Linked DNA regions of Homo sapiens: region 2 is linked to region 1. A link is a contact called in ENCODE Hi-C or POLR2A ChIA-PET data. All regions are on one chromosome and are shown on one strand. The core of a region is the stretch at or near the end of the contact, and the rest is flanking DNA. Distances in the headings are between cores, read along the strand shown.

What was found. Hi-C counts contacts between places; a loop is a spot of excess contacts on that map. ChIA-PET counts read pairs that join two places held with the same protein, here RNA polymerase II (POLR2A). Pooled maps may share reads with other maps.
Region 2: a loop to region 1 is called in a map of spleen, with 4 times the contacts of the local background. The contact joins two enhancer-like sites. A Hi-C loop is called at or near these places in 38 of 168 maps with a recorded cell type or tissue (A673, CD8-positive, alpha-beta T cell, Caco-2 and 23 more), 14 of 37 single-sample maps with no recorded cell type and 11 of 50 pooled maps. POLR2A ChIA-PET finds 5 or more read pairs at or near these places in 2 of 52 experiments (CD8-positive, alpha-beta memory T cell and common myeloid progenitor, CD34-positive).

The regions. Positions count from the first base shown.
Region 1 is chr3:45,051,158-45,057,281 of GRCh38, reverse strand. No RefSeq gene overlaps it. Among named protein-coding and RNA genes, the nearest start is that of CLEC3B, 28 kb to the right of the region's middle. Within about 2 kb of position 2,546, at least 6 of the 41 ENCODE cell types and tissues checked have a DNase peak (open chromatin) inside an H3K27ac peak, as active enhancers do; they include PC-9, where a contact is called at or near this core.
Region 2 is chr3:45,477,208-45,483,331 of GRCh38, reverse strand. The region is part of intron 10 of LARS2 (leucyl-tRNA synthetase 2, mitochondrial); the gene reads right to left. It overlaps LARS2-AS1 (LARS2 antisense RNA 1), which reads left to right. Exons shown (of 4, transcript NR_048543.1): 4 at 1-637. Among named protein-coding and RNA genes, the nearest start is that of LARS2-AS1, 29 kb to the left of the region's middle. Within about 2 kb of position 2,916, at least 4 of the 41 ENCODE cell types and tissues checked have a DNase peak (open chromatin) inside an H3K27ac peak, as active enhancers do; they include PC-9, where a contact is called at or near this core.

The sequences.
Region 1 (6,124 bases), core at 1,297-3,796:
TGGCCTCCCAAAGTGCTGGGATTACAAGCATGAGCCACTGTGCCAGGATATAAATAATTCTTGTGCACTGGATGTTCTTTCTAAAACAAACTACTGCTGTCTAGAGAAGGAGAACAAAGGAATCTGAAGCACTCAGCAACTCTATTCCTCACTGTCACTCACTCAGAGCTCCAGGGCTGGCACCCCACGCTATAGCAGAAAAAAAAACCAGAACAGAGGAAGACTCCCTTAACATTGAACTGCAGCCAGGCACAGCAGGAACTTCCTCACCTGGCGGGAGAGTGATCTATTCTAAGGGAAGGATTAGAGACACAGGCTGTGGAGGCCTTAAAGAGACCCATGGGAAGGGATAAGGAGTTTGAGGGAAGTAGGAGGCCCCCATGTGGGATATCCTCTAAAGGTCCAAACAGAGTCTCGGTATCCAGTAGCGGAGATGAGTTAGCTAAAGTGGAGCTTGAAGGAGCTAAAGGATTGCTTACACCCCCAGCACTAGCATGGAAGCCCATGACCACAGGGACCTTGGTTTGTTCACCTCTGTATCTTTAGGAAAGGCAGCAAATGAGCCGCCAAAGGAAGGTGAATCTGTACTGTAGAGCCAGCCTGATGAGGATGAACTACCAAAGGACATGAGGGAATTTTCTGGGTTGATAGAAATGCTCTGTATCTTGATGAGGGCTCTGGGGTGATGGAAATGTTCTGTATCTTGATGAAGGTAAATGTTTGTCAAAACTCATCAACTGGGCCAGGCGCAGTGGCTCATGCCTGTAATCTCAGCACTTTGGGAAGCCAAGGCAGGTGGACTGCTTGAGCCCAGGAGCTCCAGGCCAGCCTGGGCAATATGGTGAAACCCCGTCTCTACAAAAAAATACAAAAGTTAGCAGAGCATGGTGGCGCATGCCCCTGGTCCCAGCTACTCTGGAGGTTGAGAGAGGAGAATCACCTGAGCCCAGGGAGGCTGAGGCTGCAGTGAGCTGTGTTCATGCCACTGCACTCCAGCCTGGGCAACAGAGTGAGACCCTGTCTCAAAACAACAACAACAAAAATCTATTCAGCTGTACACTTAAAATGGATACACTTTATTGTATGAAAATTATAATTCAATGAAACTGATTTAAGAAGAAAAAACTGTTTGATAAATTAATTCCTAATTTCCTACATTTTTAAGATGGTTTGTGACTCATTCTAAGCAATTCCTGGTGTACAGAGGCCTGACTTCACTCTCTTACCACATTCAGAGGTAACATTTCCATTTCGAAAGCAAAAACTGACATAAGTGCAAATACTTTGGGAGACCCAGTGGAGGCAGAGTCTTTCCTTATGTGGGAGACGAGAATTTGCCACCCCAAAATATGCCTCTTTGGCATGAGGATTGTTGAGCTGAAGATAAGACGAGGCAGATGCAAGAAAGCTCTTTGCCCTTCCTCTATTTGCCTAAAAGTAGACACAAATTTACAAAGACAAATGGGATCCCACCCCCACCCCCTTCTCCCAGGGAGCACAAAGGTCTCCCACTGATGACAACGTTAGACCCTCAGTGACCTGAAGATGGCACCAGAGGAATCTACATGAACAAGCTTTACAGACCAGCCTTCATCTCACTTGCCTTTCCTCAAGTTGCTGCCCCTGGAGATTCAAAATCCTCTTCATCTTGTCACATCTCTAAAAATCTACTGTTCTTTGTTGAAGATGCTATATAAGCTGGAATTCAAAGCCACCACTATGAGAATGACTCATTCCCTGGGTAGCTCCTGTGTATATATGAAAGGCACATGTTAATAAACTTTGGTTTTTCTCATTAATCTGACTTTTGTTACAAGGGTCCGTTCCAACTAAGAATTCGTGACGATTGAGGAAAAAGTTATGTTTCCTCTTCAACACTTATATAAAATCACCTTTAAAATTAGAAAAAAACTAAGATAAATGTACAATTTGACATTAGCTGACCAAGTGTCCTTCACTTCAGCTGGCGAAAAGCAAAGAACTGTGAAAAATTAGAATTAGAAGGAATGTTAAAGATCATCTAGTGGCCAACTCGTTCACTGATGACTCATACAGATGAGGTAACTGAGGCCCAGTTGAAGAAAGAATAATTGGGAAATTCCTTCCTTTTCCTTCCAGAATCACATCTCTCAGAAATCTTCCTCACTTCCTCTTAAAAAGCAACACAGTGACATTTCTGCAAATAAGAGTCTGAGAAACACCTGCAACACAGGTCCTTCTGATAATGAAGATAAAAATGCCTTACACTTAAAAAAAAAGTCTAGTGTCAAATCACTCCAATATATCCAGTGTGAAGTTGTATTTTTAACTTATGTTTTCCTCAAGTAACATGGATAATAAGTCCTTTTGAGATAATAAAGCCTTTGTCTTTGGTGTTAAAAAAAATCTAATTTATTTTCTCCAAGTCAGGGACATTGATGTTTAAGATTAAAATCTGCAGTTGCTACAGCTGCTGCTGGCATAGACTTCTTGCACAAATACATCAAGATGTTTCTATTTGTCTTCAGATCCTTGCCAAGAGTTGAGCAATGGCTGAACATGGCATCACATCTGCTTTGGCCTGCGTGAAGAATTTTAATGTTAGTAGCACTAACATGTGTGGTATTTACTTCACTGGACATCCAATTCAATTCAGTCATTTCAATTTACTCTGATTGAACACCTGCTATGTGCAAGACACTGTGCTATGTGCTGATGGAGAAGTTACCAGGTAAAGTGCTAGGAGGGAGAGTTAGACACATGGTGAGAGGAGATAGAAACTTCAGGTAGTAGCATTCACTCATTCATTCAATGAACATGGCACCAAGCCAGGGTCTGATGTCTCCATTCCAATAGCTGCTTTCTTGAGCTATTAAGACACCTCTAAACTGAAACCGCCTTTGCAAAATTATGACTGAGACAGTGAAAGAGATCTAACCTAACTGACTCCATCTTGCTTCTAACCTCCAAGCTGTCCTTGTTCATTCCTGGGCATAAGCTGAAGTAACATTGGGAGAAACTTAGTTTATAGTTTAAACAAAGACGGTAACAGCCCTTTCCCAAAGCAGACCTCCTTCTTGCCTGGGAACTAGATTGACTTTATAGAACTAACATTAGCCACAAGATTAGAAATTATGGTTTAGGAGTCATGCAGCTGGAGGCTACAAGATTCTGACCTGCCCTAAACTGCTCCTAAGATCAGTGCTTGAGATATTTTGCAGCCCCTGCACTTGATGGATTAGCTGGCACAACCCAGATCAATAAACTGGCTCATCTGATCTTGTGGCCCCCACCCAGGAACTGACTCAGCACAAGAAGACAGCTGCGACTCCCTATGATTTCATCTCTGACCAATCAGCACTCCTGGCTCACTGGCTTCCCCCAACCCACCAAGTTATCCTTAAAAACTCTGCTCCCCAAATGTTTGGGGAGACTGATTTGAGTAATAATAAAACTCCAGTCTCCTGCACAGCCTGCTCTGCATAAATTACTCTTTCTCTATTGCAATTCCCCTGTCTTGATGAATCAACTCTGTCTAGGCAACAGGCAAGGTGAACCCCTTGGGCGGTTACAAAACTAGAAGAGAAATGAATGAGGGGCTGTGGCTATCAGGGCAATAATAAAATGTGATGGGAGTCCTTTGCCAATCTTTATTCAGTTTACCTAACTGTGAGCTTTCGTTTCTAGCTCTGCTCCCAAGGCAACAGACCATATTACAAGTTACTTACGTTAGTAAACAAACTACATTAATCTATAAACTAATTAAAACATATTGTAATGATTTCCCAGTGATATTCTTTAATAATTTTCATTTGGATACTGAAAATGAAAATCATGCATCCCACCCTGCTCTTCAGGAATGCTGAAGGCCAGAGCAGCTCACAGGTTATAGATTTTGCATCTGTAAGAGACAAGCACACCTCAGCATTCACCTTCAGCCCAAACCTCTGCATAGAGAACTACCAGACCTTTAGCAACAGCAACGTAATATCTTCTCACCTGAAAAAGAGAGAAAACCCATATTCAGGGCATCGGGGAATAAAGAGAACCAAACAGGTTCCACTGGGGACGGTGGCATTTTGGGGATTTCTTGATCCATCTCATCATAGCCATGGTTTGGGGTGGAGAGAAACAGGCACCTTTGTGCTGTTTTAGTCCACCTTTAAGTATCCAAAGTGACATTTTCCAGGTCCTCCCTCCCAAGTTCTTTGAGGACCCCAAGAGTCAAGAAGAGGGTTTTGAAGGTAACGGCTGTGCTAGGGATGGGCTTCTGCAGAACAAACACGGGCCACTGTGCTTGACCCCCATCTGGACAGCCACCCTGAGTTGGTAAGGACGTGATGAGGTGAGGAAGGGGGAGAGGAAGCAATAAGCAAGGGTTTGAGTTGGTCAAATCCTTCCAGCAAGTTCCCATGCAAGTGTTCTTGCCACAGAGGCCCATTAAAGGCCTGCTGGTGCTCAGGGGACATTGCCTCCCAGACATCTCCAGGGGCTACTCCAAAAACCCCTAGCCAAAGATCCCAGCTCACCTCAGCCCCCAGTCTCTCCCAGATCTGGTTTCTAGTTTACAAGGTAAAGCTCTCATCCTGGGCTGTTAGGAAGGGCCTCCAAGAGTAGACTCACCTGGGCCCTTCCCTCCCCCTCATCTCCCAGGGGAGGAAGGGGTATGGGGTATGTCTTGAAGCGTATTTTACTTTTGTTTCTGGGTTTGTTTTTTGTTTTTTGTTTTGTTTTTGTTTTTGTTTTGAGATAGAGACTCACTCTGCTGCCAGGCTGGAGTGCAGTGGTGCAATCTCGCCTCACTGCAACCTCCGCCTCCTGGGTTCAAGCGATTCCCCTGCCTCAGCCTCCCAAGTAGCTGGGACTACAGGAGTGCACCACCAAGCCAGGCTAATTTTTTGTATTTTAGTAGAGACGGGGTTTCACCATGTTGGCCAGGATGGTCTCGATCTCCTGACCTCGTAATCTGCCCACATCGGCCTCCCAAAGTGCTAGGATTACAGGCATGAGCCACCGCGCTCAGCCTGAGGCATATTTTTTAATCAGCTGTCACCTGTCTTCACCTTGCCTTCCACTTCCAAGCCATGATTTTAAACTATAGACAACCGGGGGAAAAGATACCTAGGCCAGAGTGGATACAAAATCCTCCAACAGTGAGTGACAAAGACCTTTGAGAAAGAAGAGCCTGGAGAAGGAGGAGGCCACAGAGGGTGATGCCTCAGATGGGAGTGGGGGAGAGAAGGGAGGGAAAGGGGAGAAGGGATGGGAAGGAGTCCCCAGGGACCAGGGGCAGTCATTGGACAGTGGGGATGGGAGTCCCGAGGCACGGTTGGGCCCATGGTTAGTCTCAGAATGGCAGTTCAAGCTCAGCCCTGAGCCCTGCAGGCACCGGCCCAGCCCAACGCACAGCCCAAGGGTGGGGCAGCTGGGCTGTAGGAGGCTGTGAGCTGAGGCCTTGCCTACTCCCCTGGGGCCTTCTGCAGAGTCCTGGGGAGAAGCGAGGCACTCATCAGTGGGGAACCGTGGTTCTAATTAGAGCCCAGAAACCCCTTATAACCAGGTTCAAGACCATCAGCCTGTGAGTGAGGAAAGGTCTAGGACCCTGACTGAGGACAAAGGGGAGTGGCAAATGAGCCCCATTTACCCATGAGACTGTACTAAGGGCTTTGCCAAGTGAGTTGCTGGCTGACATTTTCGCCAATGAGAGCAAAAATAGTTTATGCCATCAGACACCCCTACATCCTAGTTTTGACCAGCTTTTTCTTTTGCAGCGTGCATTTCCCCACCTGGGACCTGACAGTCCTCCCACAGGTAAAGTACACAGCTAAAAATGTGAGCCGTGTGACGGGGTAGCGTGGCTTAAAGGCCTAGAGCTAGGCCCATTCTTCACTAAGTTGGCCCAGAAGTACCAAAAACCTTCCAGGCACCTTTCTGTTTTCTCCTCTTTTGAGTTCACAGTCCCATTAGGTCTAGTCTCTCCTAGAAGCACTGGTTTTCCTAACCGGTACACTCTATTTCCACCCGCTAGTTAGAAGTGGAGATGTTGACTTTGGTCTCCTGCGTCTCTGGAAGGTGACCCTCGTAATTGTTCTATTCTCCTGAAAGGCCTGTGTGTTTCTGATTTGGTGACTGTTCAGGAGACCCA
Region 2 (6,124 bases), core at 1,667-4,166, 430 kb before region 1:
TTGCAAATTTTGCAATTATAATATGATGTTACCAGGAGGCTGGGAGGTGAGGGGTTATAGAATAAAAGTCACTAGGTAATATCTAGAACTGGTGAATCAAAAGACAGCAGTATAGGCATATACGGCACATGGACAGACATACAGATAGGGATGTCTATGCCAGAGAAACAGCAGGTGGCACAGACTACCAGTTGACCCCTGTACCTGCTTCCTCTTCTAACTCAGCAATAGAATGTTGAGTTGGACACATGGCTAGTGTGTTTAGCTAACGAAAGCACTGTTCAGCCTCCCTTGCAGCTAGGTGTGGCCATGGAGGATGTGCAGAAGCAACTGCTAGGTCACGGCCTCAAAGGGAAGGAGCATGCCCTTCTCCCCACCCTTCCCCACTTCTTACTTCACTGGAACGCAGATCAAGTGTAGACCAACTTAGAAACACAGAGAAGGACAGGACTCTAGAAGGGCAGAGCAGGAAGACAAGACAGAGGATAACTGCCCTAACCACCTCACAAAGTAGACTTTTCACACATGCTCAAGAGTTTCATGTAGGTAGAATAAACTCCTGTTTAAGCCTCTGTCATAGCCACTGAACTTGTATCCTAAGAAACATATACCTAAATAAAAGTGTTTGGTTAAGGAGGCTGCTTTTATTGTTCTTGTTATTATTAGTACTCTTTGACTTTTCATATAATATACATATATCACTTGGACTTTAAAAAACAAATTAGTTTTTAAAAAGAGATGAAAATTAGAGTGATCTTGAAGTATTATCATTTTATATCTGATAAGTTAGCAAAACGTTTTAGCAAGGTGACACTAATGTTTGTGAAGTTGCTGTGAAATGCATACATCATTGGATATGGCACTCTATATAGCCCTCTCAGAAACCATGTAGAAATAGAAATAGAAAATAGAAAAATAGAAAAATGTTTGTAACCTTTGACCAAAAGAACCCCACACTTGGGAATATCTCCTAAGGAAAATTCTATGAAGCAAAGAGCCATGTGGACATAAATGGTCACAGCAGTTATCTCCATAATAGCCCCAAACATGAAAAAAGCCCAGTGTTCAACATGATGGGAAAGACTTAGGATATTAAGGTACATTGAGTTGATAGGACATTATGTATGGATTAAAAAACAATTGTGAAGCCCGCATGAAAACACAGAAATGTTTTCTGATAGCATATTAAGTGAAGGCCAGAAAATAAAGAGGCAGAAGCAGCCTGATTTTTAAGATAATGTGGGAACGTGAGTTAAAAAGTAACATGACCATGTGCAAAAGAATGAAGTTGGACCCTTACTTCATGCCATATACAAAAATTAACTCCAAATGGATTAAAGATCCAATTGTAAGATCTAAAACTATAAAACTCTTAGAAAATAAAATACGTATAAATCTTTGTGGCCTTTTATTAGGCAATAGCGTTTTAGATATAACACCAAAAGCAAAAGCAACAAAAGAAAAAACAGACAAACTTAATTTCATCAAAATGAAAAACTTGTGCTTCAAAGGGCACCATGAAGACAAACTCTCAGAAGTTGAGAACAACTTAGTAGATTACGTATCTGATAAGAGACTAGTATCTAGAATATATAAAAAATGGTTAAAATAATAAAAAGACAAACTAAAATTAAAAATTAAAATGAAAATGAATTTTTTAAAAGGGGCAAGAGAACTGAACAGACATTTCCCCAAAGAAGACATATAAATGGCCAATAAACACATGAAAAGATGTATCAGGGAAATGCAAATTAAAACTACACTGAGGTATCACATCATATCCACTAGGATGACCATAATCAAAATGACCACAGACAATAAGAAGTGTTGGTAATGATGTGGAGAAACTGGAATTCTCATACACTGCTGGTGGGAATGTAAAATGGTGAAGCCACTTTGGAAAATAGTCTGGCAGTTCCTTAAACTTCATGGCCCAGCAATTCTACCCCTAGGTATATTGCCAAAGAAATAAAAACATACATCCACACAAAAATCTTTATTAATGTTCATAGAAGTATTATTTATAACTATAGTAAAAAAGTAGAAATAACCCAAATGTCCATCAATTAATAAAATGGATAAATAAAATGTGGCCTATCCATATAATGGAGGATTATTTGGAAATAAAAAGGAAAGAAAACATTATGCTAAGTGAAAGGAGCCAGACAATAAGATGACAAATATTATATTTGATTCCATCTACATGAAATGTCCAGAATAGGCAGATCTACAGAGACAGATGGCAGATTAGTGATTGCCTAGGGCTGGAGATTAGGCAAGAATTGGGGAGGGATGACTGCCAGAGGGTCTGAGATTTCTTTTTGGGATGATGAAAATGTTCTAAAATTGACTGTGGGGATGGTTGTATAAATTTGTGAATATATTAAAAACCATGGAATTGTATATATTAAGTAGGTTCTTATATGGTATGCTCAGTTGTTACAAAAGAAAGTAATATAAAAAAATGTAGTGTACTGCTTGAAAGAGTTGAACTGCTTCTTATTACATGTAAAAGTTATATTATACCAGTTTCTCAGTTAGGACAAAAATTGGTCTTTGAACTTAAATATTAGCAGATTTGCAATGAATGCACGGTAGCAGCTCGCATGCTATACCTGGTCAAAATCTATTTCCTAGAAACAACACAATTAAAATCCAAAGTTCCTGAATAGGTCTCTAGTGTTCTCCATATTTCTTCCTTCCTTCCTAATTACTAATGTGTTCAGTAATCACTCCTGTGCTAGTGATGTGATGCAGGAATCTAAGAAGGTGAAATCAGAAGAAACTGAAGCATTTCACAATAGTAGTTAGATAACAGCAAAACACTTTAGTAATTACAAAGGAAACATTCCAGACAAAAAGGTATCTGTCCTTTGCCCTCAGGGCACCCACTGGAAAGAAGGCAGGTCTCTCACACCCTCTGGAAAAACAGACAAATGACTTACATTTGGTGTTCACCAAGGCGGCAGTCCATATAACTAGTTTCTAGGGATACTGCATGGAAACAGGGCTCCGTGGTCAACTGGGTGTGACAAGAGTGCCTATGACTTCCTCTCTCAGACAGTCACAGTGCACATTAGCACAGCAAAGGTTCTGAGAAGTCCAAAGCAAAGATACCTGTTTTTTTTTGTTTATTCCAGATTTTTTGAGCACAGAAGCTTTTCCCTTCACATAACATCAAAGAATTCTACTTGAAACAGTTTGATGGAAAACCAAACCATTACCCCAGAATTACAGATCTGCTCTCACCCTTTGTCCTCACCCCATATGGATACTATGGAGACAAGGACAAAACAGTAGTGAGCAATTAATTATTATTTAATGACCTGGGGCTTCCAGGGAGGCTCTTGCTCTCTAATGTGCCTGTAATGTGTCAATAACAACAGAGTTCCAAGTTGTCCTTTGGAGAGACCGCATCTGCCCTTTCAGCAAAAAATGCATTGTGTAGATAGTTGGTGACTCAGAGCTGAAGTGTGTGGTTCCAAAGCCCCAGGGTTTGAATATTTTAATATTAGGAATGCAAGAAAAGATTTCAGGAAAAGACAGAACAGCTTCTAGAATTCTGATCATATTTCCCCATTGATGCCTTTTATGGCTTCTAGTTCCTATCAAGTGAGAGCTTACATAACATGACTTAAGTCAGATTTGGTCAGCTGAGAGAAGGAGGCGACGTCAACGATTATGGAAATAAACTAAATTTCAAGAGCTCTAGGGGAGCACCTTGCTTTTTTTCCTCTCTTAAAGGAATCTGTGCCAAATTAAGGATGCTAAGCACAAAACAGTACATTTAGTCAATAACATCGGCAACCCAGTTGGCCAGCTAGAAATCAAGAAATCATCCAGGGATCCTCCACCCTCGCAGCCTTCCACAGACTTCTCAGACCTGTTCCCTCCCTCCATCCTGATCCCTGCTGTTCTGGGGGCCTCGCCATCTCTTTCCACAATTAATGGGGTCAGCCAGCCTGCCACTCTAGCATCACCCTGGCCACATGTGTCACTCTCCTCCACAGGGCCCCTCAAAGCTTCTTCTCTACCCACAAGGTCCTCCAAGACCACCTTGGCTGACAGCCCCAATACAAGCTCTGCCAGGAAGGCTAAACTTACAAAGCTTACGTGACCTTCCTTAAGTCATATGGATGGCTCTAGGACCAGAATCTTGGTCATCTCAGGCCAAATCAGGAGCCGATATGTAGAAACAAACTTAGCAACTACAGGAGCTCATGTTTGAGAATTGAAACTCCTGCAAGTGATAAATTTAGTCACAACTGTGTGCTGCCATGACACTCGGTGGTCACTGCTTCAACACAAATCATCCTTAAAATCTGACATTCAATGAAAAAAAATGAGGTGGTCAGCAATGGTAAATGACAGCAGTGATACAACATCCTGGTTTAAAATGTAATCCCAAAGGCCAGAAGAGGCATAAATCATACATTCCTAGGTAATCTGAATTCATCTTTTGGGAACATTGTATTACACTCAATGCACTGTACTGGCCTTCTGTGACTATGATGTCAAAAATCCAGGGACGTGATGTGCAAATTAATTTAGAGATTTTGAATATATTGACATCTGCAAAAAGAGTATTTCTACTCTGAAAATTAGAATTGGAAAATTTTACTGCCAAGTGTAATGTTCCATTTGGAATAATTTCAGAGATTATTAAAAAGAGGGGAGAAAGTAACTAATGAGCCCTTCAAATGGAACATTACACTTGGCACTAAATTTGCCAAAATGAAATGACTAGGCCAGGTCAGGTGTGTCGATATCCATGTGTTCATGAAAACAGTGCTGTTTGCGTGTACTAAAAAAAATTTCTCCATTTCCTACATATGAAAATGTTTTGAATTTATACAGTGCCTTTCATCTCAGGAACTCCATCCTCTATAATTTGTTAGCTCATTAACAAATCATAGCTCCCCTATTAATAGTACCTTATTTTCATTTGTGTCCCCAAATTTAGCCATAAGAGAAAATGTAAGGGCTAGAGATGTTTACATGTTTTAGTTTTTCAATTTTAGATATTATTCAGCCACCATAGCCCTCAAGGAATATCAAATTGCTCATGAGAGTAAAACTATGAGATTTCCCTTTAAACTAAACAGTTGAAACATATCCAGTTTTTCTTTTGAGCAAGGAAAGAAAATAAACCTGAGAGAGACAGCTATATTGGGCTTTATAAGCATGCATAGAAATTTTAACTCAAAAGACTCTTTTCTCTATTTCAATACATATTGCAAAGAGGTGAAACTGAGAGGTGACATCTGCCTTGTGTGGGGCGAGTGGCATATGCATCTGGCTGTCCTCTGTTCTGCCTCTCTGGGGCATCCAGTTAAGACTGGAATGGCTCATCTATGCCCCACCAAGAGTGCATGCAGCAGGCTCTTTAGAAAGTGCTCACTGATTTGAATCCGGCTTTAATGGTCTAAGTAAACAAAGTCTTAAGCAGAGAGAAATTGGGATGACATTGTCTATCTCTCCAACCTAGTATTAGGAAATGTTTCATTCTGGTCATTTCAGAGATGGCAACTTAATATCATCATCCAAAACATTTTTTTAGTCAAATGCTATTTCAGACCCCAATAATTCAGATTGTATACTTTGGGTTGAAGTTTATAGTTCATGAAAGAGAATAGGGATGAGATATTTGTGGAAATATTTAAATTACTTCAGAGACTTATTTCTAACTTAGAATGGATTTCTTTTTGTCTACCCAGGCTTCATATCCCCTTATCTGGTAAGAGCCCTCAAGTTTGTTTTGGAGAGCTCCCCCTCCCTCCCTGGGGACAATCTTTGTGGTCTACCAAGGAAGGTGCCTGGCCTCTCTTTGCCAAGAAATAGGCTGGGGGCCCCAGTTACAGCAGTCAAACACCTTTCCCTGCAAGAGGAGTCTTGAACCAAGTGCTTCAGGCACTGAAGGCGGTGTTAGAGTAGAATTACTGACAGTGGCACTCAGGGGACTGTCTGTGAGTTCCTGTTCTCCAAACTCTTGGGGCTGCACTCTCCAAGTCCCCCTTCGGACTGCCTCTTCAGCTGTTCCTCTAGCAACGGGCTTCCCCACAGCCTTCCAATGTGTTCTCCTTTTCCTCTGGGTTAGTCAGAGATGGAATCTGTTGCTTGCAAC